Regions from separate parts of the Homo sapiens genome. Here region 2 is linked to region 1. A link is a loop called in an ENCODE intact Hi-C map of the cell type or tissue named here. Cell type or tissue: CD14-positive monocyte. All regions are shown on one strand. Each heading gives the region's core, and the rest is flanking DNA. Links, peaks and the distances in the headings are about the cores only.

Region 1 (4,400 bases), core at 245-4,244:
TCACTCTTAAAAATAGAGAAGTTAGAAGGAAGAGTTAGCCTGCTGGAAAAAAAGTAATGGGTTTGATTTTGAAGATGTGTAACTTCAAAATACCAAAATGTCAACAAATAGACAAGAGTAACAAGCAGATGAAAATGTTATCCTTGACATTGCCTTCAGTTTCACTCTTGAAATCAAAATAATCACAAAATCTGGTCAATTATATCTCATAAACAGTTATTGAATCTGTCCACACCATCTTTACTGCTGCAATGCTAATAAGCTAGGTTACCACCACCTCTTACCTGGACCACTGCAAAAGCTTAACTCATTTCTGCACATCCATACCCTTCAATCCATTCTTCACATAGGAACCTAACTCAACTTTTAAAGACACAAACCTGAGTGGATAATTCCCCAGCTTAAAAATCAGTATCTTCTCAATTCTCTTAAGATAAAGTCCAAAAGCACCGACATCGTTTAAAAGATCCTCTTCCAATAACTGACCTCCATCAATCTCTCCTGCCTCATTTTGCATTCTTTTCCACCTGATTCATCATACTCCAGCAAGAAGGATATTCTTTCAGTTGTCTGAACCTGTTAAGCTTCATCACAACTTTCACAAAGGTTTTCCCTCTTCCTGAAATTCTCTACCACGTCTTCTCCTGCTAACCACTACTTATCTTCGAGGTCTCAGCATAAGTGTCACTTAAGTCTAACTCCCCACACTGGATGAGTTTCCCTAATATACACTCTCATTCATCGTATATTTATGTTTCATTGTACAGCCAATAACTGTAATTATGTATGGAACTGTTTAATGTATTGCTTCCTCGCCAAGCTAAAAGCTCCAATAGTGCAGGGGCCCTGTCTTTCTTGTTCACTACTCTAGCCTCTGTCCAGAAAAGTTCCTGGGATATAGTACTCAACGAGTATTTTAAGAGAAAGAGAAAGTATAAGAGAAAGAGTGAGGAAGGGGAGAAATGAGGAAGTTGAGAGCTACAGCTACATGCCTTACTCAGAGATTAAAATAAGGTATCTACATCTATGGTATCGACATGAGTGCATTTAAAGCATCTCTAGCCAGAAAGGCCCACTAAGGAGTTATCCTTGGGATTATTTTGCACAGACTTTAGTACAAAGGAGGTCATGGAAACTATGTATGTGGATGAGATTTCCACAAGATAGTATGCCATAAAAGTAAAGAGAAAGAGAAAGATTAACAGTGCCAAATGCTAAACATAAATACATATACCTGCTTATAGAATCTACTCAACTACTAGCATTGTGAGGGCATGATGAATGTCTATTTCAACTGTGTACTTTCAGCACCTGCATCAATGTGAAGCATCAGGGATGGTCAATAAATATCAGATGAACAAATAAATAAATAAAACACAATACGTATTCTTCATACTATTTAGGAAACCAACTTTCCTTTATATTAAAGATTACCTGAGTGAAATCAGGTATTTGAGCAACAGGAATACATAACTACTAAGAGGTTAGCCCCTTCTATATAACTTATAAAAGCATCAAAATTTATTCCAAACCAATTTTCAGAGAAGTAGAATATATAAATCCAAATTCAGATAGATTTCCTAAAGACAAGTTATAACTGACTCAAATTTTCCCAATTAGAGACCAATGTTTGTGTCTGTTTTATCTAATGGAACTTCTTTAAAGTTCAAATGACTTTACGTACATTTCTAAAATACTTCTTTCTATGCATGATGGCATTTAATTGGTTGTAACAATTCTTATGAATCTGAACCCATCAATTCTTAAGTACAGGCCATCCAAGAACTAGCTATTCCCAAATTAATTATAAATTACTTTTACTGTGTTTTTTGTTGTTGTTGTTGATTTGGTTTGCAGAGGAAGAGGTAGAAGTTTTCTAAAAGAGCCAGTAATAAGTTGAAAATTATATAAACAAAATTTGTATTCAACATTGGAAAATTTAAAAATGCCATTTGCTAGTAATATAACACACCATTATATCTCTATATTTGAGAACTAAGCTTAAACCTTTCACAATATCTGAGGATGGGAATATAAAAGAGAAACTCTAAAAACCAGTCTTACACATTAACAATTTAACTTGGAATTTCTGATGATTTAGGGCTTTATATTCTAAATCAATCGAAGCTTAATGAAGAATGTCTGGAATTGGTCCTGTAAGACTTTCAGTCTTCTCACAAAAATAACTTCATATCCATCAGATTTGAAAGAATTGTGGTTGACAATAAAAGGAAAAGGCTATTAACATGCCTTAAATATTTATCTTAAAATATTTACTTTAAAAATTCCAAAAATATTTTCTTAAGAGCTACACTGCTTAAGAAAAATCAAATACTTCTGCAATATAAGAACAAATCAATTTTGCAAATTATTCAGTGATATAGATCAATAGTTTCTCTATCAGCTTATTACTGAGTATACTTTATACCAAAAATGTAGTCATAATTTTAAAACCTCTTTCACTCAAATCTGCTTCATTTGCAAAATAAAGAGATGAAGGAGACTGAGGTTCCTTGTAAATCCTCTAAAATGCTAAGATTTTAATAAATCCAAATTTACAGAACTTCTGGAATAAAATGGTTTCAATCTTTTGCTTAATTTCTCTTAGTAATAAGAAATAAAAAATTCCTGAGCCTGTGATGTAAAGCAGGAATAGGGAAATTTTTTCTGCAAAGGGCCACACAGCAAATATTTTACACTTTGTGAGTCACAAGATCTCTGTTGCAACTACTCAATGGTTACAGCACGAAAGCAGCCATCGGCAGCACATAAAGAGAGGAGTGTGCATATATTACAATAAAACTTCCAAATTTCACATAATGCTCACAAAACATTCTCTTCCTTTTTTATTTTCTTTTCAACCTTTTAAAAATGTAAAAACCACTTTTAGTTCACAGGCTACATAAAAACAAGAATTGGGCCTCATTGGTCTGTGGGTCTTTGTTTGCTCGCCCCAGATCTGGGGCATATTTTGATAAACAGGCCCATATCAGAAAGGAAAAAAATGCTTTATAGCTATGAGTATGCAACACAGATAAAACTATTCAAAACATCACTATGCTTATAAAAATAAGCACTCCTAAAATTATCTGCCTTTTCTTTTTATAAAGATAAACTTCTGACTTCCACTTCCCTAAAGTAAGTGATTAGATAGGAGGCAGGCCAATGCGCCTGCTTCAAAGACCAGACTAACCAACGTAAGAAAGCTGTGGAAGCAATGAGGACTAAAAGAACAAAAAATCCAGAGGTGGAAGAGCACTTCCAAGGCAGCTGAGACCACTGGCTTGTTCTTCCATGGGGGTAACTGCAGAGCTTGGGCATGAGTAAGGACTGAGCTTGGCTTAAGCAGAGGAACTCTAATAAAGGAAACAAGAGACTAGTAGTGCTTTAGATGCCCATGTGGGCTGAAATGACAGACTGGAATCTAGAAAAGCTCTAGATACATAGACAGCTTTCCCAGTGGTATATCTCCTCAGAAATGTAACTGGAACACTGAAGGATGATAGAGAGGCTGGGTCAAGGCTGGGCGCGGTGGCTCACACCTGTAATACCAGCACTTTGGGAAGCTGAGGCGGGCAGATTACTTGAGGTCAGGAGTTCGAGACCAGCTTGGCCAACATGGTGAAACCCCGTCTCTACTAAAAATGCAAAAAATTAGCTGGGTATGGTGGTGCACGCCTGCAATCCCAGCAACTAGGGAGGCGGAGGCAGGAGAATCGCTTGAACCTGGAAGGCAGAGGTTGTGACGAGCCAAGAGCCAAGATCGCGCCACTGCACTCCAGCCTGGGCTACAGAGCAAGACTCCATCTCAAAAAAAAAAAAAAAAAAAAAAAAAAAGAGGCTGGGTCAAAAGGGAAGAGAAAACTTCCGTAAGAAGACAGAATCCTAGTAGAGGGAGGGAGCGGTCTATGTAATCCCTCACTGGATTGAGATAATCAAACTCCTCATTCTATCTGTCTGACACAGCAAAGAGCACACCTCTCTAGGAGAAAACACATGATCTGAAAGAAAATCATGTTCATTCATACACAGTGTTAGTCTAGTTCGGGGACACTAAGTAAACACATTAAGGGACATCAAAAGAAGCAAAATATGTGGCAGACACATAATCAAGAGAAAACCAGAAAATTAGTCAGACTCACAGAAAACCCAGATATTAACGTTAGGAGGCAAGTACCTGAGATGCAGAGATTAACAATATGTGTAAAATAATGCAATTGGCAATTTTCAACATAATTTATAAAAAAAGAACCAAGTGGACATTCTGAAACTGAAAAATAAACATCTGAAATTAAGAACTTCTCATATGATTTTAAAAGCAGAGTAAGTTACAGAAAAACAGGTTTCACAGACTTGCAAACAGGCCAAAAATAAATAAATAAATAAATAACAGAATTCAA
Region 2 (4,400 bases), core at 1-4,000, 50 kb after region 1:
AAAATTTAAACAGCACTATCCCTATGTTTTAGATGAGGAAACTGAATGTTTCCTCATCTAAAGAAATGTGCCCAAGATCACAAAATTAAAATGTGGTTGAATGCTATATTTCTTCCTATTTTCATTTCCCATCATATTTTTAAATAGCGTTTAGAATAGAGTCTCTAAACCATGTATATATATGACCCTTTAAATAGAACTTGAGTGGATTTTTTTAAAAATAATTTGGACACACTAGCTAATCTGTGTCCCTCAATGTCTTCATCTCTAAAATAGAGGTTATAGTAGTACCTGTGTTTGTGCATGGGAACTCAGAGCAGTGCTCAACACATAGTAAGAGCTCAGTAAATGTAGACCATTACAATTACCAGGACCACTGATCTTTATAGTCCTTTGCTTGGTCCATAAATAACCCCACTTTTTTCAACGGGGCTTACTTTTCTGAATTGTAATTCCATTTTCTTTCCTTCAATTGATCCTCAGTTTCATATATTGAGGTAGATTTTTTTCAACCCACATTTCATCCTTTGTGTGTGTGTATTGTATGTGTATCTATGTATACCTAATTTGGGCTTGGGCTTTGTTTTTTATGAATTACTTGTTCAAGTTTTTTTTTTTTTTTTTTTTTTGAGATGGAGTCTTGCTCTGTTGCCCAGGCTGGAGTGCAGTAGTGTGATCTTGGCTCACTGCAACCTCTGCCTCCCAGGTTCAAGAACTTCGTCTTCCTCAGCCTCCCAAATAGCTGAGACTACTGGCACATGCCACCACGCCTGGCTAATTTTTGTATTTTTTTTTTTTTTAGTAGAGATGGGGTTTCACTGTGTTGGTCAGGCTAGTCCCAAATTCCGACCTCAAGTTATCCACCAGCCTCAGCCTCCCAAAGAGCTGGGATTACAGGCGTGAGCCACCCCGCCCTGCCCTGTTCAAATCTTTTGCTGTCTTTTATGGGGTTCCTGTGTCAGTCTGAGTCCTCTAGGAAGCAGATGCACCAAGATAGACATCTACAGAGACGTTGGTTAGGGGGAATGCCTGTGAAGGATAAATGTGATTGGGGTAGATAGGGAAAACCTCCAGGCCTTAATGCATGTTTGACACTTGTGAAAAGAGAGAAGGAAGAGTGTCAGGGTAAAAGTCTCTCACTGCAATGCAGCTCTGAGAAAGTCTCAGCTGGACCAATATGGAGTCCCAGAATAAAGAACACCTGTCAGAGTAATCTGGTATTGGGAGGGAATAGTCAGACCCTAGATGCTTGCCATGTTCAGTTGCTCTCTGGGAGCTGACCTGGAGAACCTGGCCTTGATATGAACACTACAGTGGATCCAGAGGTGTTGCAGCTATCTGCCAACTGCTCTTCCTTAGCAGTTTCTCTTGAAGGGAGATCTGGGTAATGCAATTCCATGGCCATCACAGTTGCCCATTGTTTTCTCATGGATACTAAGGAATCCTTAAATATTTTGAATATCAATCCTTTATTGGTTGCAATATTGCAAATATCTGTGGCTTGCCTGTTAACTTTGAGATGTCATTCACAAAAAGGGTATTTATTATTGGGTGAGTCTAAGTGTTTTTTGCCTCATAGGCTGTATATTATGTGAGATGTGGAATAGCCTAAAAGGAACTCTGCCTAAGATTTCTGCAAGACTTATTCATATGGCATTTGCTGCCAAGTTCCAATAGTACACATCTATACTGTACATCGAAATTTGGGCATCTCTGAGTTTTTGTCAAGTATCTGCTGCCTGATTGCATTATTTCTTAAGTCAGTCTGTTGTCCACACACATATTGAGCAATATGGTTCATTTGTAACAGAACAGGGACTTTTCCTGTTAACTGAAGGCTGGGATTGCTTAGAGACCACAGATCTGGTTCTGCAATGACTGGTGCCCATCATCCTTTCTCAGTCTCTATAAGAAGCCTGAAAGTCAAGAGAATGAGAAAGAGCTGGGAGTTGTCAGCCTAGTGGAAGTGGAGGGAGAGGGGAGGAAACCAGAGAATCTCTTCTAAACATTGGGAATAATTGACTAGAAAAAGGGACTGTCATTCTGTTTCCTGGAAGACATCTGTGTTAAGAGAAAATTCCTCATACCCACATTATTTCACACACCCACATGTCCTACAAGCAAAGCATGGACCACCTTTTCTGGTCTTTTCAAGGATGTTTGTCTAGCACACGGCCTTGAAAGTTAGAGATGGTGTATCCCTCCAGAGCAAAGGGCATGCATGCTTGCTATCTAGTATCATAAAGACACCTGCCTCTAAGCAAAAGTTAGGCTCCCCGAGTGCCTGTCTTAAAAGATTTGGGTTCCTGGCCGGGTGCAGTGGCTCACACCTGTAATCCCAGCACTTTGGGAGGCCAAGGTGGGCAGATCACCTGAGGTTAGGAGTTTGAGACTAGCCTGACCAACATGAAGAAATCCCACCTCTACTAAAAATACAGATTAGCCAGGCGTGGTGGTGCGTGCCTGTAATTCCAGCTACTTGGGAGGCTGAGGCAGGAGAATCGCTTGAACCCTGGAGGTGGAGGCTGTGGTGAGCTGAGATTGCCCCATTGCACTCCAGCCTGCCTGGGCAACAAGAGTGAAACTCTGTCTCAAAAAAAAAAAAAAAAAGATTTGGGTTCCCTAAGCTCAAAGTTTCTTGAAATGCAGCTCACTTCATGTGTAGGTGTCATCTGCACCTCTTCATGACTCCTTTTGGGAACTGGGGCTTGAGGAGCCAGCACAAAATTGATGATACTCTGGCTACTGCTCTTGCTGTGAATAAACCGTTTTTCTCTGACCTAGGAGTCTTGTGTTTCTTACCAGCATCCTTGGAGCTATGGCTTGCTAACTGCTTAGCTTGCAAGTAACTTTCAGAGTCTTCAAAGTTCATGACAATTTGCTTAGGCAGTCAACGTGATGCTCTTCCCTTGTGTTTATCTGAGCATAGGAAAAGGGAATCAGGGAAAGAAGGCTAGATGGAAAGAAGAAATTGAATGGACCAGCTTGTATAACCACAATTAGATGGAGTATACAAATCATCTATTACCACAATAATGTCCCATAACAAACAAAATGAAATTGTGGTGGCTACAACAGGCATTTATTGCACTCAAAAATCTGAGAGTTTCAGCTGATCTGGGTTGGGTTCACTCATTTTTCTGAGGGGTGATGGCTGTTGAGTGACTTAGGAATTTGTCAACTAGTATAGCTTTGGCATTTCAGATCTTGGATCAGTGGGTCAACACAAACATGGCCTTCTCATGGTGATGGCAGTGAGCAAGAGCATGCAAGCCCAATTGCATCAACACTTTCCAAGTTCCTGCTTGTGTCTTATTTGCTAATGACCCATTGGCCGAAGAAATCCCTCAACCCCAAAACAGCATCAATTAAAGAAAATAAAATCATCTTGGGACAAAGAAATCCAAAGGCAAGCCTAGACTTGAGGAAGAGGAAAGTAAACTTCATATCTTTACTGAAGGAGTCTGCAAGGTCATGTTAAAGGGTGTGGACATAAGGAAGGTAAAAGAACTGGAACTCTTAATGCAACCAATCTTCCAACAGGACAGGATATATGAGTTTCTGTGAGTCCAGTGAGAAGGAAGGAATAGAGCTGGATTTGAGCCATCTACTCGGAATACCACTTAGGATCACTTCCTGCCAGGAAAGGAGACTCCAATAGCTGGAGACTGTGGGTATCCCACAGATGGTGGGAGTATGTGAGTAAAAGGGACTTAAAGGGGTTGAACTGGAGCCAGGTCTCCCACAGTTTAGGGAACTGTGTGGTGGAGAAGTCCTTCACCATTGCCAAAGAACTCACGCAGGCACCACATGAGAGAGCCAGTGTTTTGGATGCCTGGGACAGTGGGTATTCATGACCAGTCCAATAACAAGAACTAATGTACAAAGAACTATCTTTCCACCTGGTCAATTTGCCTCAATCCCTCTTTCCTCGCTCCTGTCCCCATTGAACCTACACTTTGAAGAAGAAGGAAAAAGGGAACTGGGTGAGCAGACTATACCTCTCTTCACAATTTAGGGTCTTTGGCTACTGGTCAAACCTGTACTAGAGGGAGAGGAAGCTGAGAAAAAAGTGACTGCATCCTATGGAATCTGGAATCTGCCTAAGATGTTATTAACAAAGTGTGTTTGATTAAAGAAAACAAAACCATCTTATATTTATACCTCTCCTGAATTAGAACTCTTTAATAACCACGTACATGATAAAATACGCTAATTGTTTAATTTTAGTTGACCAGTCAGCATTTAAGGAATATGATGCTTATTTGTCCCCAATATTTAAACCCAAAAGTAAAGTCTATGGACAAATAAATTTTAAAAATAAAAGAATTCAAGGATCCATACTATATCTTTTATAGGAAACATCATTACCAATACATCAATAAAAGATGACTAAACCT

Evidence for each region. Peaks named below come from ENCODE experiments on the same cell type or tissue, not always from the same donor. Only the 100,000 strongest peaks of a DNase experiment are listed, where the experiment ranks them.
Region 2: a loop joins it to region 1, with 1.9 times the contacts of the local background. A loop is called at or near these places in 3 of 110 quality-filtered maps.

The regions. Positions count from the first base shown.
Region 1 is chr13:77,297,613-77,302,012 of GRCh38, forward strand. The region is part of intron 1 of MYCBP2 (MYC binding protein 2); the gene reads right to left. Among named protein-coding and RNA genes, the nearest start is that of MYCBP2, 27 kb to the right of the region's middle. In CD14-positive monocyte, for the core only: no CTCF peak of the experiment used is centred there; DNase peaks (open chromatin) are centred at 969, 2,709 and 3,189; H3K4me3 peaks cover 2,016 bases; H3K27ac peaks cover 3,575 bases.
Region 2 is chr13:77,347,742-77,352,141 of GRCh38, forward strand. No RefSeq gene overlaps it. Among named protein-coding and RNA genes, the nearest start is that of MYCBP2, 23 kb to the left of the region's middle. In CD14-positive monocyte, for the core only: no CTCF peak of the experiment used is centred there; a DNase peak (open chromatin) is centred at 1,830; H3K4me3 peaks cover 817 bases; H3K27ac peaks cover 2,491 bases.